2 separate regions of the Homo sapiens genome follow, and region 1 is linked to region 2. The links are chromatin loops, found by intact Hi-C in ENCODE. Cell type or tissue: heart left ventricle. All regions are shown on one strand. Each heading gives the region's core, and the rest is flanking DNA. Links, peaks and the distances in the headings are about the cores only. Region 1 holds the start of HOXA10-HOXA9 (HOXA10-HOXA9 readthrough). Region 2 has its middle 74 kb from the start of LINC03007.

Region 1 (12,264 bases), core at 2,883-10,882, 1.3 Mb before region 2:
GACGAAGGCCCTTCCGGGCCCTGCGGATCAGTGACAAACCGCGGGGAGAAGCCGTTCTGGCTGTTGGCGGTTTAGGGACGGAAGGCACTAAAGCGCTTCGGAAGTGACCATGAATGAGAGAGTGTAATCAAGTCACCGTGCAAATCGGACAAGCCACCAGGCAGGCACATCCACGGCTTCAAACTCTGGCCCCGAAGGGGTTCCGGCTAGGGTCGGAGGCAGAGGCGCTTCCCAGAGCAAGTCTATGGGAGGGGGACTGCGAAGAAGGGGGTGCAAATGCGAGACTCCAGGAGAACAGACTCCGAGACCACAGGCCACACAGCGACGGACTCCCACCTGGCTATCCCCAGTCCAGGGCATCCCTCACCCACCCGGGGAGCTGCGGGTGGGAGGTGGGGACGAGAGTTGAGCTCTCACCGCCCTCTGCACACTCGAGAACGAGGACCCTGCAATTGAGCACAAGCATGCTGCATGGGGGCGCACCCCAGCCTCTCCGCGCGCGCCGGGAGGCCCCCCAGCCAACATGAGTTACACCGGCGATTACGTGCTTTCGGTGAGAACACCGAGTGACGATCTGTTGCTTCCCCTGAGGTGGCTACAAAGAAAGGAAGCCGGGAGGGAGGGGAGAGGAGGAAAAAAAAAAAAGGAAAGGGGGGGGGAAAAGGCCCGGACTAGCTAGCAGCTTGTCAATTTCAACATCGGGTCACATGACCAGCACCTCCCTGCTAAGGATGGGGATAGATTTCCACGTCAGCTTACGTCTCCAAATTTCTACTTCACGGATCCGCTTCAAAGAGGCAGCTGCAGTGGAGAATCATGTTAAGCTCGGCTACTGCGGAGAGCCCAAGGTAGCCCAATAATGGATTTTGATGAGCGTGGTCCCTGCTCCTCTAACATGTATTTGCCAAGTTGTACTTACTACGTCTCGGGTCCAGATTTCTCCAGCCTCCCTTCTTTTCTGCCCCAGACCCCGTCTTCGCGCCCAATGACATACTCCTACTCCTCCAACCTGCCCCAGGTCCAACCCGTGCGCGAAGTGACCTTCAGAGAGTACGCCATTGAGCCCGCCACTAAATGGCACCCCCGCGGCAATCTGGCCCACTGCTACTCCGCGGAGGAGCTCGTGCACAGAGACTGCCTGCAGGCGCCCAGCGCGGCCGGCGTGCCTGGCGACGTGCTGGCCAAGAGCTCGGCCAACGTCTACCACCACCCCACCCCCGCAGTCTCGTCCAATTTCTATAGCACCGTGGGCAGGAACGGCGTCCTGCCACAGGCTTTCGACCAGTTTTTCGAGACAGCCTACGGCACCCCGGAAAACCTCGCCTCCTCCGACTACCCCGGGGACAAGAGCGCCGAGAAGGGGCCCCCGGCGGCCACGGCGACCTCCGCGGCGGCGGCGGCGGCTGCAACGGGCGCGCCGGCAACTTCAAGTTCGGACAGCGGCGGCGGCGGCGGCTGCCGGGAGACGGCGGCGGCAGCAGAGGAGAAAGAGCGGCGGCGGCGCCCCGAGAGCAGCAGCAGCCCCGAGTCGTCTTCCGGCCACACTGAGGACAAGGCCGGCGGCTCCAGTACGTATAAAGGCAGCGCCCTGCGCTTTATGAAAGGGGAGTTGGAAATCTAGCGCAGCACCGCTGTTAAATTTTTATATGCTGTTTTATAAGCATATAAGGTTTATGAAGGGCCTTTAGGTTTCCCCCAACAAAACTTTGTTATAAAAGGCGGGATCACGTGGCGAGTGCTGAAATTGGCCGTGAAATACCCACCGGCCAAGGCATGCCTGCAAAAAAAAACAACTCCCCTTTTCCCTTTTTTCCCTTCTCAGCTCCCAAGCCCAGCAGCTCGACCCCGCTCGGGGCCAGCTCCAGGCTGGGGAGCCGGAGGTGGGCGCCTGTAAATTCCCCCTGCAAGGGCTTCGGGAGCTTTTGATAGCGAGGTAATCCGGAGATTTTTATAAAAGCCATGTGTTGCGCCGGGACTCCAGTCCCGGCCGGGATTCAAAGGCGTCGCTGTTTAACGACGGCGCTAGGAGCGCGTTTAACAGATAAAGTAGCCCGCTTAGCTCTAGCAATATATTAAAAGAACAAATTAACCCAAAGTTGGCCTTTTTGTCCAAAGGAAGCCATTTTCCTCTGGCGTGGTGGCAATTACGTGCCTCCTTCTGCCCAACTGCATGTTATTCACAATTGTTATTCAATCTGTCAAAAGCGATTTTTTTTTTGTCTTGTGGGTCTTTTTTTTTTTTTTTTTTTTTTTTTTAAAGGGGGAGCAAGTAGAGCCTGCCCGCAGCTTCGGGAAGCCCCCTTTCCCTTCACCCTACCTAAGATAGAGCCGCTGCTCTGCCGTGTGCAGGATGGCCGTGTGGCCGTGGTGCTCAGCGAAGGCCTAGGGTAGGGGGCTTCCGCCGCCACCTCCCCACCTCGGCGGAGCCGGAAGGCTGGCCGGGGAGGCAGAAGCTGGTGGCCAGGACTCAGGCTGACAAAGACCCGGCAGCCGCCCCAGATGTTAAGGACTGCCCAGTCTTGGCCGCAGCCGGGAAAGACTGGGACTGGAGCCGCCTTTACTGCCTTGGGAAGGGGCAGCCCAGGTGCTGGAAGGTGAAATGTCCGCAGGCGGCTGTTTGTTTAGTCTGGCCTGCGAGAGGCAGCCGGCAACCCCCACTTGGCTGCTTTCAAAGAGGCTTAGGCAGCGCAAACTCGCCTGTTGCTGTGCGAAGCTCTCCTTTCTGTTCTGGGGGCAGCGGGAGCAGCTTCCCCGGGGGCCTATTTAGGGAGCTGGCTTTTATCTGTGGCTGAGCCTCCAACTGCGGCCGTTCCAAGCATGCAGTCGGAGCGTTAAAGGCAGGGGCCTGGGCAGACTTTGACGGGGCTTGGGCTGGACCACCAGTCCCCATGGCAGCCCTTCTCCTCAGCTATGGGCTCTGGGGTGGATTGCAGCCCCCACACCTGGCTCACCCCATGCCTTTTCTCCCTCCACAGGTGGCCAACGCACCCGCAAAAAGCGCTGCCCCTATACCAAGTACCAGATCCGAGAGCTGGAACGGGAGTTCTTCTTCAGCGTCTACATTAACAAAGAGAAGCGCCTGCAACTGTCCCGCATGCTCAACCTCACTGATCGTCAAGTCAAAATCTGGTTTCAGAACAGGAGAATGAAGGAAAAAAAAATTAACAGAGACCGTTTACAGTACTACTCAGCAAATCCACTCCTCTAAGACTCCAGCGGCTGGAATTGGGTGGGGGGCTTCATACACATGAGATAATATGCAGATTTTGCCCTTGACAAAGTCAAGCCACATGGTGACTTTTGAAAAGAGGTGTGCAAGAGAGGGATGCATGGAGATAGCCCCACAGGAGGTGGTCTGGGACTCTCTTGATTAAGATCTCAGTGGTTAAGATTCCTAATAATCATTGGATTCTGAGAGCTGTGCATCAGCTAGAATGACAGGTTTGGGACCCCTGGTGGTTCACTCTTGGAGCCTGCAGAGCTGCGGGCTGGGTGTGGTCTCCACTGGGGATTGGGCCCCTGCCAGACCCCCTGGAGACTAACCCCACCACACCCTCCCTCTACTGGGAGCCTACCCACCCCCAGGACCCCTGAGTAAAAAAGCTGTGTGCTCTCCAAGCCCAGTTCAGCTTGGGGACAGGGGCAGGAGGAAGGGGTAGGATTACTAGGTGCCCAGAATGAGGCTGCTTTCCAAAGCCAATGTGAACAGCGGCTGGACTTGGAGGTAGCTTTGAGGTGGAAGAGGGCTGCAAATCCTTGTGGGAAAAGAAATCTATGATTCCAGGTGGCATCAGTGTCTTTCCACTCCTCCTAGCCACCCACCACACTGATCCAGCCCTGAGTTCCTAGCCACCGCCTCCTACAGCCCACCTGGCTTTTCTTTCTACCAAATGAGGGTCTTGGTTCCAGCCTGCCACTCAGGCCCAAAGCCTCGACACAGAGTGGACTGTTCCCTGAGGTGGGAGATGTGGAAAAGCCAAGAGGCTGCAGCCAGGCCACTGGCCCCTGAGATCTCTGCAGGAAATGGCTGTGGAGTGTGGCAGTTTGGCAAACTCTCCACCACACGTAATGAAACTTGGATTTGCTCAGTGTCTGGCTGCAGAGCAGTGGGCCTGGCCAGCAGGTCCCCAGCTTTGGCTATGAGGGCCTTGAGTCCCCCAAAACACCGGGTTCCAGCACCACACTCAGCCCTCATTGGCTCTTGAACTGAGCTTGGAAGCTTCTGGTGACCTTCCAAGAGCCTGAGAGTGAGGTGGAATTATTTTAAAAGATAAATATTATATTATATATATATATATTTCCCTGAAGGAACCAAAGCGAATTTTAAAAGATGCAATGTAGAGGGGAAAAGAGATGATGAAAATATTTAAAGGCCCTATCTGTTTACAGTGTTCCGTGGTTAAACTCGCTCACTGCTAAGAATATTTGAATGTATGCTTCATACAGGGATGGTGTTCAAAAAACTTGTAAATAAAGGAACCATAATCAATTTTCTTTTCTTTCTTTCTCTTTTTCTTTTTTCTTTTGCCATTAGTTGATTTCCTTTAGGGTGTTGGAGGGGGTGGAAAAGGTATTGAGAATGGTCTTTTTAATCTCTTGCAACATTTGGAAAGAGTTAGGGAAATGCTCAGAGGCAGTCGGCCTGGCCGGCCTGGGGATCTCATCTGGGAAAGCCAGGCACCCTCCCATTGAATCTCCTTTGCCTCCCTGTGTTAAGAAATGTCTGTTGGCTCCATTTGTACTGGGAGTGTTGGCCTGTCCTCAATTCTGGTTCTTACCCACCGTGTGTGTTGCAGCACTTATACAGGCAACTGGGCACAAGGAAAATAAAGACGGTGGAAATTTGAGTATCCTGGTGTGACATTCCTCTCCCTGATCGCCTTTTACTACCAAATGTCTGCCCCCCTCCCCCCACCCCCCCAAAAAATGCCTTACCTAGTTGAGGAGCAAGTTATCAGGCCCCTGAGGGGGTGAGAAGGTGACTGAGTCAGGAATTGGCTACAACAGAAGCCAGGCTTAGGAAACCAAGGTGGTTGGCTACGTCCTTGTGGGAAGTGGGGACCTGGGTGGTATCTCAGGGCCTGGAATATAGGACTTTATCCCCTCAGACTGATCTCAGCCCTGGAGAGGGCCTTGGGGCCTGAGGTGGCCAACAGGTCAGACCCCAGGCTGCCCTCGCTCACCTCAGGACAGGTAGGCCTGCAGTGGGACCGTCCGGGGGCCCGTGGAGGCTTCAACAAGAGGGAGCCTGGTCTGGGTTCCAAGGCAGAGCAGACTCCCAGGAGCCTCTAAGGGTGCTTTCTCCCCAGCTCCCAGCTGAGGCTGCTTTTTCCCTTTGGGGGAAAAAAAAAGGATGCCGATTTCCTCTTTGTTTGCTGCCTTTGAACTTCTGCCTTAAAATTGGACATCACCCATAACCTTGAGGAGAAGGGCTGAAAGGACAGAGCCCTTTGTTGCCCACCCCACCCTCTCTTCAGCCACCCAGGCAGGGCCAGAGCAGCAGATAGGGTCGCATTTGGAGAGAGGCCCCAGACCCCACTCTGTTTATTTGTTTGTGTGTTTGTCTAACTGGCGCGACTGGGGAAATCGAGCTGAAAGGGTAGTGGGACAGATCTAGAGATGAATGTCTAGGTTGATAGGCAGACACGCAGACATGAACAAGGGCCCTCCTGGGGGGCAGGGAGGGGGCGGGCTGGGAAGCCTGGGTTTAGGGAAAGACTTCCTTTGGGATGGTTAAAGATTAACCAAAGTCTCTCAAGTTGCTAGAGAGAGTCTAGCCAGGAGGACTGCTCGCGGGCGGGCGGCGGGCGGGCGCGGGTTTGATTTCTGAGCCCTATAAAAGCCCATCCTCCGATGGCTGTGACAATGTGGTCGTAAACCCGTCCGGGGCCGGCCAATTTGCATATTTGGAATGCGCCGCTATAAACCCGGCTGGGGTTTTGCAGCGATTTCTTAGATGTAAAAATGAGATCTCAATAGCAGCGGGCTGGGCACATCCTCTCCTCTCTCCTTCTCTCTCTGCCCGGAGCTGGTTTCCGTCTCTCGGCTCGGGGCTGGAACTCCGGCCCAACCTAGGCGCGCAGCCGCCACGAGATGGCGCACTTCCGATCAATGTCAAAGCCGCCGGGGAGCCGGGAACCCCAGCATGATTCTTGGCCTTTGTTCGCTTCTGATACTAAGAGCAGCACGGTACATTATTTCACTTGTCCCGCTCCCCTTCATAACAGAAAAAGGGGACTCACCCTCAAGAAGTGATTGGTATGGTAATTTAAAGCAACGCGCATTCGCTAGGCCTCGCGAGCGTCGCCGCGCGGAGAAGCCAGCTGTCCCTTGGCAGTGATTTCGGAAATGTGTCAAGGTAAGAGGCCACAAGTTTAGCAATTTCAGTCTGGTGGGGCGGGAGTGGGGAGGTGGCCGATGTCTAAGCAGGGCTCTCGGGAACGTGGCTGGGTTTGTGGGGTGACGCGGTAGGGAGCCCCCACCCCATTGCTCCCTAAGGTTGGAAAGCAGGGGGAGGCCTAAGTAGAAAAGTTGAGGATTTTAGCTCCTTGCGCCAGCATTTCACTCAAGGCGAATCTTTCGATTTTGTAGAAATACACAGAATAGAATGGGCTAGGGATGAGAGGCATCTAGGCGAAAGTGTTCCAGCTGTGCTGCGATAGGGGGTTGTGGGAGGGCAAAAAAAAAAAAAAAGGTGATCGCGGGTTGAGGAAAACAAAGTTTCCATTCTAAACAATGGGGTGGTAGAAGTCTGCGGCCGCTAAGGCGAGCTTATTCCCAGGGGCAGAAGTCCTGGAGGTCACTGGTTTCCTACTAGGTGCATCTCTATGTCTGCCCGGCAGCTTGGAGAAAACCTTTGTTCCGAAAAAGGCCAATTCGGAGAAGTCGCATGTGATTTTTGAGAGTGCCAGACAAGTCTCTGTGTTGCATACTTGGAGTACGCTGTTATAAACCCAGCTGCAATTTCGCAGCAATTTCTTACATATGAAAATTAGATCTTTTGTAGAAGATATTTTGCAAATATGCAAAAATGTATTGGTAAATACTAATACTTTTTTAAAAAGCTGGAACCGAGGATAAATTTTGACGGAGCAATCACTCCATTGGGGTTGTCATCAAACACATTTTAAATGAAAAAATTCCATTACATTTTGAAGGATCGATTCAAATTCCCTCTTTCTCCTATATTTAATTTTTTCTACTATTTTTCCATTAGTTTCCCACATCTTTTTCTTTTCCCAAATATACAGTGCGTGGTGAGTGGGGTGAATCCCAGAGAAAGTAGGCACTGCCTGTTTGTTGCGTAAATTTTGCCTATCATAGTTACTAGTCTTTGTTGAAGGCTGGCTCCCAAACTATGACGGAGCAAAGCAACAAGGCAAGAAATGAGCGCCCACCCAGTGAGCTGCTCTCTGCAGCGGGAGCCCTCCCTACAATGCCAGAGCCGCCTCCAGTTCTAAGGCCAGAGGCTGTTTATTATGAACAAATCTAAGAATATTGCAATTCAAAGGGTGTGTGAAAAGGCCCCAACACTTCCCTAACAGGGGAAGGGCCATCTTAATGGTTGGATTTAGAAAACTTTAAAAGTATGTTGTTTAGTAATAGATTGCACCTGATAGATTCAAAACAGACACATCAAATATCCCTGAAAATGTTGACATTCTTAAAGATGAATGGGAAAAGAACATCATTGCTTGTGGAAAAATTTTCTAACTATGCATAAATGCATGGATATGAGAAGCTCTGATTTTTTTTTCTTTTTTTGCTAAAGCCAGATATGTAAAAGCAGCCTTTATTTTTCCTCTGTGGGACTGCAGCCCAACTCCACCGCTGGATAATTCAGAGTCTTGAAAGCATTGAGAGTGCCCTCCAGATATAAATTGTTTACTAGCAGTTTCGATCTCAGGACCTGGTATCTTTTCATTAGGAACTTGTTTTTCATAATAGTTTATTTCTCACTGCTTACAAGGGCCTACTCAGAAGGAGTACCTAGTGAACTGCAGCCTAATCCTTGCCGAAGGCCTTAATCCATGGGCCTGGTGTTTACTTTGGCCCCATAGGGCTGGCAGGTTATTACCCGGGTAGAAATGGGCAATATTTCCTCCTAAATAAAACATGGGCTCTGGAGGTGACTGTGTAACCGCTGCATAAGGCCTGGTTGAGGCAAGCAGGCACTGAAGATTTAGGTCAAAGTTACCCTGAGGGAGAGGGAGAAATTTAGTAGCTGGGAAGAATGGCAAAAAAGAAAGAAGGCAAATGAGCACGAGGGAGGAAAAGTGCTTGGAAGCCGACCCACACTACAACTGAATCGCTTTCTTCATCTCTTGGGGTGGGGAATCTCAGGAAAGCCGAGGCGCTCAATAAATGGAATATTTTATTGAGAAACCTAACACTCCAGTGTTAAAGTCTAGAGAGCATGGGAGCCTTGGGGGTCGGTCAGGGATGCTGGGGGCTAGGAGACCAACTGAGAGGGCCAAGGAGGCGTTTAACTTGAGCTTCTGCTGCGTTAGTATCCTCTCATTTGAACCAGCAGCAGCCGGCCCGCCTGCAGCCGGCCAGCTCACCGGCAGTGTCTCGCTGCGTTTCCCACTCAGCAAGCCCTGGTGGGAGTTGGAAGGCAGTCCTGGGCCAGAGAGGGGCTGCCATACATGAGCTTACACACTCTTTTTAAAAGCCAGAAGGAGCTCAAGCCCAACATCCCGTTTGGTTTATTACAAGGGGGAAAAAGTCATACTAAAGAAACACATCTGGCTCACCACAGAAAGGTCACTGAAGACCCAAGTGCCAACGCCACGGCTTGCGAGGCCCATAGCAGGCCTCCCAGCTCCTCTACTCTTCGGCTGGGGCAGCCTTTTGTAGCAGATGCGATACAAACTGACTTTTGTAACCTTGGTTGGCACGTGCAGGTCCCTGGATTCTATCCAGCCTAGAAGCCCATTTGGCTGCCCTACGGGGCCCTGACCTGAGCTGTCTGCTGCAGGGCACCCAGCTTGTCTTGCCAGCCAAATTGGCAGGGCCCCCAAGTCCCAGGACACTGGGGGACTCTGGAAGACCCAAGGAAAAGACTGAGGGGTGTGTGAACTCCTTCGAAATGATGGATCAAATTGTGGGAATATACAGATATGCATTTTTCACAGAATGAGTCAAAACTTACTTGGATTTTCCAGAAGGGTCCTGACTCCCTAAAAGGTTAGGAAAGATAGGTTAAGATCATTGTCTTTTACTTTATTTGTATAGCCTCCACTATCTCAAATATATACTGGACCTTCCCAGATGTCGGCCTGGGAAGTTGCTTTCTGCATTTAGCCTGGAGAGGCATGACTCTAGGCCCAGGTCCTGGCCCACTGACCTGCCACGGCTCATTATCCTTGAGGAAACCTCGAAGGTCTTGGGACCCACTTGCCAAATGACACAGCTTTTCTGAGAGGCATGGGCAGTGCTGAAGAGCAAAGCTTCCTTCCTAGGCAGCCCCCAGCTCTGTGGCATTTCCAGGTGGCATTGCTAAGGGCAACAGTCCCAGCCAGTTCCACCCTTCTGGTGAGCAGGGTAAGGACCAGGCAGATCCGGGAAGCTAAAGATAGGGCCACTGGCTGCGGTGCTCTGAAGCTTTTCTGCACTCAGGTTCGTCCGTCTCATGGGCCTAGAGGGTAGAGAATTTGCCTTGGCCTTGGGCGCAGGAGCATGCGAAGAGCGAAGGAGAGTTAATGATCTCTTGGCACAGACCCTGTCTTGATCCCTCTAAAGCCGCTGCTGCAGCTTCAAGACCCTGTCAGGCTGGAGAGAACTGGCTTTCTTATTCTCTCTCCCCTCCTGTTTCTCTCTCTTTTCTCTCCCTCTGTCCGTCTCTCCTTCTATCTCTCTCTTTTTCTCTCCATCCTCCTCCTCCGCACCCTGATGCTCAGTCCTTACGGCCGGGTCACCGTGGGGCGCCGAGGTTGAAGTGGCTGGAGCGCCGCGCTAGCGGTGGAGCGGCCTTCTGGGCCCGGAGCTCGGAGCAGCCACTGCCCGCAGCGACCGCAGCTGCTTGAATCTCAGAAGCCAGAGCTGGAGCTCTACCTAGCCAGCTCTCTCTGCGCTTTCAGGGTCCTCTCAGGCTCCTCTTCCACCTTGGGCTGGATTCACACTGGGAGGAAGGAGGCAAAGTGCCGCGTATGACCCGGATGCAAGAGTCTTTCCCAGCTGAAGGCAGCGGCCTGAGCGGTCTATTTCCTGGGATGCCGGCGTTCAGTAATGCCAGCTCCGACTGGGGCCGGAGGGGCGGGCAGGCCTAGAGTATCCTGGAGACCTGTAGCCCACGGGCCAGGGGCAAGGCAGCGACCTCCCGGGCTCCACTGGATCTGGCCGGAAAAGGTTGCATTTCCTGAGACTAGCATGAGGCTCACACTTGGGGGCTAGCACCCCAGGCCGGCCATTTCCAGTTGGCTAAAACAGAGCCCCTGAGCCTGCTGAGCAAAGGGCCTGACCTCCACATGCTCTTATAACAGGACCATGAGCCCAGCCCGGCCTTGCAGGGAAAGGATTTCCTCACCGAGGCCTCGTTAAAATGCACACACTGCAGGAGCAAGGACTGCCCTAGCTGAGGGTATGGGAGGGAGGGGAAGAGGGGAGGGGACAGAGAGGTAGGAGTGTAGTGACACTGGTTCTTGTTGTAGCCTCCAGGAGCATATGAGTGCCAAAGCTAACAGGAGAGCAGGAACATAAAGCAGCGGAGGTGTACACCGGGCACACCCCTCCAAGTCTCTCACTTTGGGCCAGCCAAGGACCCCAAGGCCAGCATTTTACTTCCCCGAAATGACTGTGGGCTTAGAGTCTTCCCTAGGTGATGAGGGGATGCTTGGATCTGGCTCTGGCCTTGGGAGTGGGAGTGGGGCCGTCTTTCCATCAAGGCTGGCAGCCGCTTCCCACCCCCAGTCCCGCCAGCCCACCAAAGTCCACTGACAGGAGTTGTAGAGAAGGCAAGCCGGGTGAGCACAACACCAGAGGAGAAGATCCTAACTGGATCAACGGACTAGGGGAGAAAAGTGTTGGGGGTTAGGGGCTAGGGAACAACCACTGCATTTTGGGGAAAAATCTGTGGATACTGGAAGTAGAGGCAAGTCAGCTTCTAGTTCACTCTGGGCTCCTGACACTCTGAGGATCCTGACGGCCATAGGGCCAGGTTCGCCACTTTTGAGGAGGCAGAATTCAGACAAGGGGCCAGTTCCAGATCCAGAGCTGAATGGGAAGCGCGTGAGTCCCCGACACGGCCGCTTCAGTGGTTAGAGTACACCGGGGACTAGTGGCAGCTTCTGCGACAGGGATGGTGAGCACCCAAGGCAGACTGGGCGCGCACCATAAACACCCCACTTGTTAACTGCGCGGGGCCCAAGGGCCCTTCTAAGGGACCCCGGTATGGGGCTCACGTCCGGGTAGGGGCGGGGCGAGCCCAATGGCCAGGCCCCCCACCAGCCACGTTGGGGCAGCCCCCACAGCTCCCGGCCTTCGGGCCAAGGTGTCGGGGTGCGTCTCCTGGCCCATCAATACAGATTACATATTTATATCAATCGCGGGCTCTGAGGGCGCCCTCGGAGAGCGGCCCCGCGCCTACGAAACCAAACTGGGAGTGGTCGCGCGGAAACTCTGGCTCGGGATTGGCTGCGGGCGCCCGCCGCGGTGCGGGGGGATTGCTAATCGTATTCAGCATGTTTTGCACAAGAAATGTCAGCCAGAAAGGGCTATCTGCTCCCTTCGCCAAATTATCCCACAACAATGTCATGCTCGGAGAGCCCCGCCGCGAACTCTTTTTTGGTCGACTCGCTCATCAGCTCGGGCAGAGGCGAGGCAGGCGGCGGTGGTGGTGGCGCGGGGGGCGGCGGCGGTGGCGGTTACTACGCCCACGGCGGGGTCTACCTGCCGCCCGCCGCCGACCTGCCCTACGGGCTGCAGAGCTGCGGGCTCTTCCCCACGCTGGGCGGCAAGCGCAATGAGGCAGCGTCGCCGGGCAGCGGTGGCGGTGGCGGGGGTCTAGGTCCCGGGGCGCACGGCTACGGGCCCTCGCCCATAGACCTGTGGCTAGACGCGCCCCGGTCTTGCCGGATGGAGCCGCCTGACGGGCCGCCGCCGCCGCCCCAGCAGCAGCCGCCGCCCCCGCCGCAACCACCCCAGCCAGCGCCGCAGGCCACCTCGTGCTCTTTCGCGCAGAACATCAAAGAAGAGAGCTCCTACTGCCTCTACGACTCGGCGGACAAATGCCCCAAAGTCTCGGCCACCGCCGCCGAACTGGCT
Region 2 (12,264 bases), core at 2,625-10,624:
GCATCAATTCTGATGCCAGAGCCTAGAAGTTCTTTTATGGATTTTTTTTTTCAAATGCCTTGATGCCTTTGCAAAAGAGGCTGAAGAAGAGTCAGATGTTTTTGAAAGATCAAATGTGTGTCAGCCCTTCTAGTAAAGCAATAATAATTAATTTCCCCACTGCAATAAAATTGTATAATTAGAATGGGTTGGGTGTGGGTAAAAATAATTTTTCAAACATGGGATGAGCAAATGGAAATGCTTTCTTTTTTTCCAGGCTCTTCCTTTATTTTTGGAGTTTGTGTGAAATATAGAGAGGAAGGGAGCCCATCTGTTTCTGATACTCCTGGGTTTGATGTATCAGAATGTTTTGAAGCAGTAATTTGATGTCTACTAAGTATGCTTCTAAAGTATTTCCCATAAGTTTGAAGCTTATTCCTTTATTGACAGGAAGTTTGTTTTTATGGCATTTTAGGGTTGGTTTGACACTCAGAAATGAAAAAAAAAAAGAGTAATTGGTCAATTTCTAAGTTGCACTATGTTTTAGGTAGGTTTACTTTTGTTGATTAATCTACTGGGAGAAAATTTGAGAAGAAACAAAAATGAATGGAGCTGTAAATTATTATTTTTTTGCATTGCGGTTCATCTTCCCTTCTTCTTAATCCTCCATTGCCAACCTCAATCCCCTACAATATCCCTCCTTTATATTAGGAAAGAGTCACCCCCGGGGAGATGGAAAACAGTTCACAATGTTTTCTATATGGAAACACTTCAGAATGAAACGCAGAGAGTTAGAGGCTCATCCCTGGCACAAAGGTCAGGAGGAAGGAGAACCAGGTGCCACCAGGATGACACCACTGTCTCCTGTACTATCCTCATGACACATTGCTTATCGCTGGGAATATATGTGTGGCAGTGTGAGGGAGTTGTGGGAAGAAGAGGCAGTGCTCAGGGGATCATGCTATACCTGCAAGAAGCACTTCAACGTGGTAAGCCCTCTTCCCTGAGTGCTTCAACTGCAACTTACCTGCTTCACAAGTCTTACACTCCTGCTTCTCTCTGCCATCCCTGAAACTAGGAAAAGGGAGCAGAAAATTTGAAATTCAGTTCTGTCACTTCTTTCTGAGCACTTTGGTACTTTCTGAGGGAATTCTATTCTATTTAGCTCTAAAATTGCTTATCAATACAGAAAAAGCTCCAGTTTGGTGTACATTTTCTACAAATCTTTTGGACATTTCCTAAGGTAATTTTTGAAGGTGCTGAATGGCATACACAACTGCACAGTAGGACTAAGGGATTTGATTCCAGAAGGAGTAATGACTGCTTGGCAGTCCAGGGGGCTTCTCATCACCTCTGTCTGTGGAATGAACTGTGGGCTGACATCGCAGTAGGATCACAATTTTTGGATCATGATTTTTAATTTTTTTAAAATGCTAAGCAGGCTTCTCCAGTCATGGAAGAAGACACTACCTTCTTTAGCTTAGCTCATATCATCACTTCACTTGATTATCATGCCTTTAATTTCTCTCTCACTTTCCTTCAGCTCAACTGTATGCCCATCACTGAGAATAAATGCAATTTGAGTTATTATAACAGTATTTAAGACTATGCAGCCATATGATATATTTTCTACATATACATATATGTTACCTGTAAATAGATAGAGAGAGGATTCAAAAGCTATGCAGCAAACTGAGGAGGAGGAAGTGGGAATGTGGGAACTTCAGCCTTTTAAATGTTTTAATATTTTGGCTTCTAAAAGCAAGATTGCACTTTTGGATCACTTTTATTTGGTTAAAAAACAAGCAACCAATCTGAAGACAAAACAAAATAAAGCAATATAAACACACCAAAGAAAAGGGAAAAAAAGAAAAAAAAAGCAGAAAGAAAAGAAAAAAATGAAAAAAGAAATGAACAAAAAACAACATCTCTCATAGAAATGTGCCCTACAAAGATAGTTACAGCCACTGACAGAGGTGTAAGAATATATGCATTGCAGCACTGTTTCCAATGCTGAAAAATTAGACACAATTTAAACATCTCCTAATATGGAATGTGTTGAATGAATCCAGTTGTGATCATTGAAAGTAGCCCTGTTGGCCAATCTAAATCACCTTATAGAAGAATCCTGGACCACGGGAAGATTTCCATCATCTACCAAGACTAATAAAACACCCCAACAGTTTACAAAACAGAATGTGCAATATTTAACTTTTTGAAATGCAAATACATACACAGAAAAAAGATGTCAAGAATATATATCATCGAATATATATCAAATATATATCAAGATCTGAGTAGTGGTTTTCTTTCGTAGGGAGTGAATTTTTCTTCCCTGCTTTCTTTGTGCTTTTAAATTTTACTACAATGCACATATATTATTTTAATATTTCAAAATATGTATATAGTTTGGAAAATGCACTAGCCCATAGATGACAATTTTTAATATTGATGACTCTTTTAAAAATCAGGACAAGCTGATACCAGATGCAGTGAATTCTCTGACAACTTTATATTTGAATTTTGTCATCAATCTCCTGTTCATTTACCTCTAATATCCCTTGGAATATTCTTATCAATGATACTGACATTTTGTATATGTTGTGGAAGGCAAACTAAAAAGGGAGAGAAAAAACTATAATTATTAAATATATTTTTTCTAGGAGTGATTTTTTTTTTCTTCAAAAATATGTCCCAAACCACCTCTGGAAGTCACAGTACTATTTCAAATTGGCAATTTTACAAAGAAATGTAATTTTGCCTGGCATACTGTTGCTCACCATCATAGTAAATACAAATAACACTCAGATGCTGAGGCATCAAGGACTCTGGAGCCTGTGAACTTATGTAGTAAATATTTTATAATTTTTTCTATACAAAATTCATTTTACAATCTAACTTAAATACATAAGATTGTTTAGTTTTTTGGGGGGTTGAATATGACTTTGAAAAGTCACTTGAACTTTATCTGTCTGATGTGAAGAGAAAAAATTGAGGCAATTTTCAACGTAATCCAAACTTAAAAGAAAAAAAAAAAAACCTTGTTCATTTTACATTTTGGAGACAGACTGTTTCTTTCTCCCTTTAGATACATTTTTGTATTTGTATGGGAAGCTGGTATTCTGGCACTATTTTGTTTTTATTTTTGTATATGACATTTTTATAGCGAATGAAAGTTAAAGTTTTCATAACTGCTTTGCCATCTTTTAGAAACAGCCACAGAATATAACATCCCTAAATACAGTAACTGTTAATAAAGCTGCCACTTATTTTTTCAAGTCTGTTTTCATTACTTGATTATGGCACTCTGGGTACAAAACATAGCTTGTTTTCATGAAAAAAAATGATAGACATATAATTATCTTTCTCTCTCTCTCTCTATATATATATCTCAAATAGTGAATTCATGGTTTTTCTTTTTTTTTGTTTTTGAGACAGAGTCTCGCTGTCACTAGGCTGGAGTGCAGTGGTGCGATTTCTGCTCCCTGCAAACTCCGTCTTCGGGTTCAAGCGATTCTCCTGCCTCAGCCTCCCGAATAGTTTAACTTCTGCTACTACAGGCGCGCACCACCATGCCCAGCTAATTTTTGTATTTTTAGTAGAGACAGGGTTGCACCATGTTGGCCAGAATGGTCTCGATCTCTTGATCTTATGATCTGCCCTCCTCGGCCTCACAAAGTGTTGGGATTACAGGCGTGAGTCACCGCGCCCGGCCCATGGTATTAAATTTTTTAAAAATACCCATAATGAAAGGAACCTGAAACAAACAAAATACCTCTTTCATGTTCTTAATTTCCTTTCTTGGAGATAGTGTTTGTCCACAAAGGCAAATGCAATCTTTTGAAAAGTATATGGAAACAAACACCTTCCAGCTGTGAGCATGTAATTGGTCAATCAGTTCTTATTCAGAGATGTTTTTAAATGTCACTGTGTATTCTTATTTAATTCTTGGATCCCTGCATCCATAAAAATAGTGGCCTAAACTGTTGCTGTTCTATGGAGATATCAATTTCCATGTCTTTTTCTTACAAAACCATACTGGAAAAATGGATGGAATTACCCATTTCACATAATTCGTAAATTTAAATAAAATAACATGGAACACAGATTTCGACTTTCTCACAGTTGGCAATGTAATTTATATATTTGGAACGTGGTTCATTTCTATTATTTGAACCCTCACTTAAATATGTTAGAGTTAGTTATTACTGTAAGCTGAGAGAACCAACATGTAAAAACAGATTGATTTCCACAACCATCTGCCACCACAATGAAATAATTTGGCTTAGAAACTTACAGGATATGTGATATATTATAAACAGTGTATTGTTATGAGTTTACAATTTAATGATAAACAGGGCTATTTGTTTTGTTACTGAAACCGTAATATCAAGATGGGGAACAACTAAATAGAGACTGTAAAATGAAACGGTGAGATATGTACTTTTGCTCAATTTAGAGGCCACAAACATAGCTAATCATGCATTTTGTTAAATACTTGTTTGATGATATTCTTAATTACATGTCCTTTGTGGTTTGCTGCTATTTTCAGGTGCTATTAATAAAAATCAGTATTCCTAAAAGTGCAAATAGATTGGAAGCAGATGCTGTTAGTAAAACATAATTGGGCTAAAGAAAAAATGTTGCAATTTGAAAACAGACCAATGTCTTTTATGTGTTGGTTTGCCGTGATTATGCATTCATGCAGGACTTGAAAGAGGAGTAATCAACAAATGCATATTAAGAAGAATAGAAAATATAAAGAAGAAGCATTTTTGTAAAGCTCAGATAAAATGTTTATTTTATGTGAACAATATTGGAATTGCTGGCATAGGTTACAGAAGTTAAGCTGAACAAGAAAACTTAAATTAGTCTTTGCTACATTAGAATGTTAAAATGCAACTTTTAAATCTTTGAAACATATGCAAAAAAGTAAATTACTTTTGAAAATATTGTTTTAACCCAAAAGATTAATGATTTATATTTATAAATGATAATACTGTGTTTTTAAAAAATGCAAACTGGGAATTTTTTATGGCCAGATCATTATGATATTTTACTTCTACTTTTCAGTAGTTCTGAGTGGTTACTTTATGAATGTGTATTTCTTATAATAAAAAGAAGTTAAAAATATGAATGTAATAAAACTGTGAATTCTTACAAAGTCAAATTATAGTCCAAGCAGAAAATAAGAACAAAATAAATCTGAGCTTTGAGAAGCAAGTTCTTAATATAGAACCCAACTGGAATTTCGTACTAAAGCAAAACAAAAAAATGACCTCACTACTAATACATAGAAAAAGATAGGAAGAAAATATAGGAAACAGATTTACTTACTGATTGTGAGAATACATATAAACATTTTGGGTTTTTCTTGTTATGCCTTTTGGCATTTCTCAGATTTTTTCAGGAACATATATACTTCATAACCAGAAAAACCTTATTCATTAAAGAAAAATGAAAAATAACATGATAGTCTGGTTTAAATAATAAATAGTTTGGGTTTAATGCTTAGTTATATTACTTAAATTATAATAGTACTTTATTCATTACCCCAAAGCTTATTAAAACAGCACTAACACAGTCATATAAAGCTAACGCCTAAAATTAACACTAAAATGTAATTATTTCCTAGTAGATTGTAAAATTAACTTTTTATAATTACTAAGAACCAGGTGTATAAAAGTGCTAATGTTTTATTACTCTACTTTACCTAGAGTTCAATTTCAAATAACAATTTGACAAATTATCAACTGACAATGTTTTTGGCTTTAAGATGGATATACATTACTGTAATTGCTTGGAATATCATAGGAATTAACATTTATTTTTAACACTGAATCACTTGTTAGCAATGGAATAATGTCTCTGGATATAATTTCATGGAGGAGGCATAAAATAATGCCTCAAGTTATTTACTTTTAAGACTACAAAATTAAATATGAATTGAGTTAAATGTAATCCACATACTGATGTAAATTTAAAAAGACAGTAATTAAGCAAATTTTCCTACCTTTGTTACATGTCAAAAAGTATTTAGAAGAATAAACGTTACACCATACTGACCTAACAAGAAAACTTTTCCATTCCCCTTGATCTTATAATTTTCCACAAACCATTATTCTCCACTGAGAGCACTCTTAACTTCTTACTAATACAGAAATTCTTCGGAATCCTCTATCATTTCTGTGCTGGAGGCCCAGAAATTGCAGAATCGGAAAGGTGTAATTTGTTTTCCAGTGGAGAGAGAAAGAATTTTGGCTGTGAATTTTAATTTCTGTTTAAATAAAGGCCCATAGCCTGCCAAAAGAAGTAATTCTTTCTTACTTTTTTTTTCGTGAAACGGCCTTGTTGACAACTCAGATTTTAAAATGTAATCCAAATTAAGGAACAAAGACTTCCAAATTTAATTTGGAGCAAACAAACTACCATAATAACTTTTCTGAAAACTGTAAAAATGTTACCCAGTATAAACGCGCAGACAATATGTTTTAAAACTTAGGTTCCTGAAGATCGTGTTCATCCTTTCATTTTCCAGGTATTTGTCACTTGACATCTTATTTCATAAATCGTGAAAAGGTACGTCTATGTTCAGTTCGACCTAAAACAGGGAAAATTTTTGTAAAAAAAAAAAGAAGAAAAAAGAAAAAAAAAGATCAAATCAATCACAAGAAGAATTCTCTTATTAAAAAACTGTCAACCGAGTATCCCTGGGGCATTTTACTGTTGGAAACAATTTTAACACATACATCATTCATAAGCAATTCATAAATGCTTAGCTCGAAAGAATTTTCCATCCTTTCTCTGCTTCAGTGCAACTCGGCTCTCCCTAGCTCTGCTAGTGGAAAATTAGGAAGACAGGGAATTCATAGCAAAGGAAAAAATGAATTCTAGTGAAGGAATAATTTTTATTGCACAAAAATTTTGCTTCACACACGGCCAGCCAGGAGCAGTGGCCCTTACACAGATTAAAATAAAATTAATTTGGGGGCGGATAGATTGGTGATCTCTACTTATTTCATGTTACAACTCTTAACGACTTGTAAGAACCAACGAAAAAAATGCATTTAGAAACAGAATTCTCTCAAAAGGGCGAATTAAGACGAATTTTTTCAGAAAGCCATTTATTTCCTTCAGGCCCTTGGCTCAGTCTGGCGAGGCTGGCGGGAGACCCGCCCATACCCCCCGGGAGACAGGCGGGACACCGGGTTCTCGAGTTACAAAGCAGCCCTGGGTGCCCGCCCACTATTTATGCAAAATAAACACGCCCTCTTTATTAAACCAGCCAATGATCAAACGGCATCCTGCCCGGCGGGAGGTGGGGCCGAGGAAGGAAGCACTCAGCAAACCCAGCTCCGCGCGCCTCGGCCCGCTCCGCCTCTTCCTCGTGCCCTTCCTCCTCCGTGCTCCGCCCGCAGCTAGGCCCCTCCCACTCAGCTGGCGTCTGTGCGCTCCGGGAAGAGGTGGGAAATTGGGCGGAGCCGGGGGCGGGGGGAGATGCTCGCGGTTTCTCATTTACATGCAGCCACACTATTGGCTTAGGCTGGCGGTGAAAGGACAAATTAGGGGCGGGTAGCTTGTCAAAGTGCACTTCACGGATTGGCTTAGGCTTACGATGACGTAAGAAGGCCGTTTAAGCAAATGAGAGCGCAGGGCTAATGCGCCTCCTCCCTCTCGCCCCACCTCTGTGTGAGCGACCCAGTGAAAGATGAGCCCTTGAGGCACATTCCCTAGTAGATTTAAATGACAAATCTAGAAAGAAGCGGTTTAAATATTTATGAAGAGGCGGAGAGGTGTAGAGTGTCTTCCGGAAACGCTTCTGATTGGCTGGTGTTTTCAAGCAAGTGTTAGCTTTATGAAATGAGTGAGTACCCCCAGATCAATTCAATGATTATGTTTCGTGCTTCGGTTTTTCTTCTTCCAAAAGCGCCACACCATATACATCTATTTATTTTCTCAGTAATTGGTTGCATGTGTGGTCCGAGGGGCTCACTTTTGTCACATTTTCACTCTCAATATATTTTGTTTTTTGTAAATCATGTCTTATTTTCATCAATTTTAAAATGCAAAGATCTGGGACAGATGGAAACAATTAGAACCTCCGCTCTGCTGATGTGTATAATCTTATTAGTTTAATGGGTCACAGGGTGCAGGACCTATTTCCTATAGATCAAAGTGAAAACAAACACGGTTAATATCCCATTTTGTTTTAGAACCACATCGGATCGGGTTCCCTCTCTGGGCCGTGGTAATGACAATATTAAGAGAGCTTGGGTTGCCTTGAAGTTTAGAGGGAAAATTGAGTCATGAAGCATTTTGGTTTAAAAATGCATTGATATTAACACCAGGTAGCCGGTTGCCAGGTCCCTGAGCTCTCTTGCGTTTATCACAACAGCATGGCTTTTTAAAGGATTTCAGTAATGCTCGTTTTGATCTTTTGCCTTAAAGCAAGTGAAAAATCATGCTTATTTGGTTGTTAATTATACCAGTTCTCAGGTTTCCTCTATTCAGGCTCAGTGCAAAACTTCCGAGCCCTTGGTGTAATTTTCAACTATGACTTCTTAATGATTTTTTTTCTTCATCTGTGGATAGTAGTCACAGACTCTTTTCAGAATTTAATTTAAAAAAAAAAGTTAAGGAGCCACATGACCGCCACCCAAAATGCAGCATTTCATTTCAGGGAGTTCCTGACCGCCTAAGGCCACTCCATAGACTCCTAAATATCTGTGAACTCCGGTATCAGAACCCACACCTTAAGGAAATGTCTTTCATATTTTGAGTTGTGTTCGGTTGTGTTATTCCGAGGCCAAAATATAATCTTCTAAGCACCTACGGGGTTGGACCAGAGCCTCTCTCTTCGTGACAAAGACCCCCTTTGGAAACCTCCCGCAGCAACTTCTCACCCCAATAAATTAAATGCAGCCGCAGTGTGGTCCATTACACTGGAGTGTGAGGTGACGGCCCCTGTCAAAGGTGAACGGCCCAGTACAGCCCCTTAAATATTCCTACAGATAATAAATATCTGTGTAAGGAAGGGATGTAAAAGTTTCCTATTCGTTTGGAAAGCTCGGTACTACAACAATGAATAAACATTGCAGACTGATGAATGCCCCCAAGTCCCTCCACAGAGGCGGCGGGGAGAGAACCAGATCTTAAAAAATTTTTCACTCTAGGCCTGGAGGCCGGGTGCTGCGGCCACCCGTGCCTCGACGTGTTCCTCCGCACGGGCTCTAGGAATGTAAATACCACGAGTTGAGACAGGTCTGGGCCCCGGACAGAGCGGTCCGTGGTTTTAGCAATTCATTTTAATTCCGAAGCGGTCCAGTGCATTTGCTTTCACTTGGTTGCGCGGGGCTGGAATTGATAAGAGAGAAAACCATGTACTTGTCCTTGTGGGTTGGGAAACAGGGTCACTGAATCCTGGGCTGGCTCTCACAGCTTCCTGGCAGAGTTCACACACGCACTCAGAGGCTGCGCCAGCCCTGTACCGCAGGACTGCGGGCGCTCCCTTGCCGGCACTCCTCCTTCGGTTCAGAAACCAAAGTGGAAACGCATGGATCAAGTTGCAGGGAAGTCTGACATCTGGGACAGATGTTGCTCCTCTGCCCGTGGCGGTTCCTCAGATAAATCCTCATTGCTTTATTTTAATTTGCCTTTGAATTTCGTTATTTTTGCCTCAATGCAACACATAGTCTTTTTTTTTTCTGCTTTATTTAACTCTCACGGTCCTCTGCGCTATTTTTATCAATGGTATAACTTTATTTTGGGAAAGGGATTATTTCCCCCTCAGAAATGGGGGGAAATAATCAAATCTCCAGTCAATTATGTCTTGAAATTTAACTCTGCTTTTACTGGTCCATCATAAAACATTTAAACCGTTAAAAACATGTCCCTCACTGATCAACTTTAGTTGTTTTGTGTTTTAAAACATGGAAATACAACCCCTGTGTGTGTATGTCACATTACGGACAGACCATATTAATCTCTTTCTCACAGAAAAAACATCTGCGTGTGTGAGTCTAAGTAATTATTCATCTAGGGTAACAAATTCTAGAAGGCTTGACCTACCTTCCTTCCTCCCTTCCTTCCTCCCTTCCTTCCTTCTTTCCTTCCTTCCTTCCTTTTTCTTTTCCTTTCTCTTTTTCTTTTTTTGTGCTTCTTTGTATCTAATACCCAGGGGCATTAACAACATCTCCTCTGCCTCGTCTTCCCGTGTGTAGAGGGACCCGTCTCACGTCCAACAATAGATACCCCTTTTATTATATATTTTTCCTTTTGTTTTTCTTGACCAACAATTTCCCTTCAGTTATTTATTTTAGCTGGGTAACCCCAAGCTATATGCTCCGTGTAAACCAGAATGGTGTGGTCGGTTTTGTGACAGGTAGTGGCTTCCTGAGCTGGCTCTGATGCGCACCTCTGAGGCGAGCCAAGGCGGAAACTGTCATTCCTAGAGGAAAGCGATGCCCGTCTGGGAAGAATCTGGGAAACCCCAGCATTCCTATGAGCTGCGGCCCACTAAGCGCCCCTGACCGCAGTGATCACTGTCTCCTAGATTTTTTGACAATGTTGTTTTGCTTTGTTTTAAAATATTATCGTTACTGCTGAGAAACGTGGACTCTTATGATGAAGACCTGCCGGGCCTTCCCCAGCCATTTCACTCCCTGGCCTCCTCCAAGATGGCTTTCATTTAGGGAGGGTCAGACTCATCTAGGTGACATTTCCCCGAGCCTTTCAGTCAAGTTGGTCTACAAATTCACCAAATTAGTGCTTGGTCTACATCTAGGGCTTCCTGCACGGAAAGGCCAATAGAAAAGTCCACGACTTGACTTTTACGCCACATCACTACAGCCACAAAACGGGGACCTCCTCGGGACTGGAGGCGGATCCTCCACGGGTCCCCGGCCAGGCCCATCCTCCTCGCAGCGCGCCTGGTGCGGCCGTACCAATTCCGCGCCGTGCAGCCTGGAGTTACAGGCCCCGACCGAGCCAAGATCTGAGGCTGCCGGGCCCTCCCTGTTTACTGGGGGCTCTGCTACCGGAAGTCATTTGACAAATCTCAGGCAGGCCTTTCTAATCTTTACTGCTCGGCAGAGCTTTGCAAATCTCTAAACACGCTGTAACCTTCTTCAAACAGCACGCCAGACACACTTGAAGGTTTTTTTTTTTTTTTTGAGGCCGGACGGAATGGAAACTGCATCTGCACGGGATCTCTCCACAGTCTGGCCCGCAACACTGCCAGCACCTTCCCTAGACCCTCGCCTCCCCGCTTCCCCCGCACGCGGATTCTCGCGCATCCGTGCGCCCACTCAGCCCCGGGAGCCCTCCTGCCCCGGGAAGCCTCAGACGGTCTTGGGCTGGAGACTCACCCTGCGCCCCTGCAGCGGGCTGCGGGGAGAGAACCTTGGGGAACCAGGCAGGACCGGCAAGGGTGGACCGAGTGATTTATGACCCTGATCAAACTTTTTAGGAAGCAGAAATTAACCTGAGGGAGATTAGGCCTGAGCTTTGAAGTTCACGGTTTTGTTTTCCTTCAGCCCAGTTCTGCCATCAGATGGTTCTTGGTTCCTTCTACCCCTCTCCTCCTCCCCCTCCTTCGGTCTCTCGTCACCCCACTTTATCCTCCAGCAACCCCTCCTGCGTTGATTTTCTTAATTTCAAATACAAATATCTGAACACCAGAAACTGAAGTTCCTGACAGTGACCTATTGAACAGAGGCATCGCATACTCCCTACATCCCAGTCTTCTTGGAATTGCGTTTTACGTTTGAAAGTGCGATTTTGGTTTGGAGGTCGGGAGTAGAAAATTTGTATCTGTTCTTTTCTTTTGCTGTTTCCTACTTGCCTTTCAATACCCATACTTATTCCGCCCTCGGAGACTGGCCCTTCCCGGCAGAGCAGAAGCGCACGAGGGTTGAGTAACTCTGCAGGTGAGAGCTAATTTTTCAGCGCATCCACCAGATACCTCAGGTTTGTGGATTTTCCCCCTAGTTGGCCAGAAAACTCACACCCAAACATGCAAGTCCTCTATGGCCTCTCCGTCCTCTTACCTTGGCCCTCTTTATTTCCATATCTCCCTCCTCCCCATGCAGATCTCTAAAGGGAATCTGTCTCCTGCGGTTCTTTCCCGCAGGCGCCTGCTGAAAAGGCAATTTCCTTGGGGGTGTGCCTAGGGAGAGAGGAAAACAGAAACCAGGATTGTTTGGGGGCCTGAAACCATCCAAATTTTATTGCATCCGCTACAAAGTCAACTAACTCTTAATGAGCATCCAAGCGGAAAAAGGCCGA

The links. A loop is a pair of places that touch in the nucleus more often than their neighbours do. Peaks named below come from ENCODE experiments on the same cell type or tissue, not always from the same donor. Only the 100,000 strongest peaks of a DNase experiment are listed, where the experiment ranks them.
Region 1: a loop joins it to region 2, with 5 times the contacts of the local background. A loop is called at or near these places in 49 of 110 quality-filtered maps.

Annotation. Positions count from the first base shown.
Region 1 is chr7:27,173,740-27,186,003 of GRCh38, reverse strand. It overlaps HOXA10-HOXA9 (HOXA10-HOXA9 readthrough), which reads left to right and starts at 5,765. Exons shown (of 3, transcript NM_001433944.1): 1 at 5,765-6,358. The coding sequence starts at 6,349. HOXA11 (homeobox A11) reads left to right here and starts at 772. Exons shown (of 2, transcript NM_005523.6): 1 at 772-1,568; 2 at 2,976-4,847. The coding sequence starts at 860. The coding sequence ends at 3,208. HOXA10 (homeobox A10) reads left to right here and starts at 11,684. Exons shown (of 2, transcript NM_018951.4): 1 at 11,684-12,264. The coding sequence starts at 11,698. It overlaps HOXA11-AS (HOXA11 antisense RNA), which reads right to left and starts at 596. Exons shown (of 2, transcript NR_002795.2): 1 at 1-596. RefSeq lists enhancers at 1-526, 1,409-2,290, 2,291-3,173, 5,661-6,262, 6,263-6,865 and 2 more. In heart left ventricle, for the core only: a CTCF peak has its summit at 6,097 (motif pointing right); DNase peaks (open chromatin) are centred at 5,213 and 6,073; H3K27me3 peaks cover 8,000 bases.
Region 2 is chr7:25,857,723-25,869,986 of GRCh38, reverse strand. No RefSeq gene overlaps it. Among named protein-coding and RNA genes, the nearest start is that of LINC03007, 74 kb to the right of the region's middle. RefSeq lists a silencer at 7,222-7,331. In heart left ventricle, for the core only: no CTCF peak of the experiment used is centred there; a DNase peak (open chromatin) is centred at 7,356; H3K27me3 peaks cover 8,000 bases.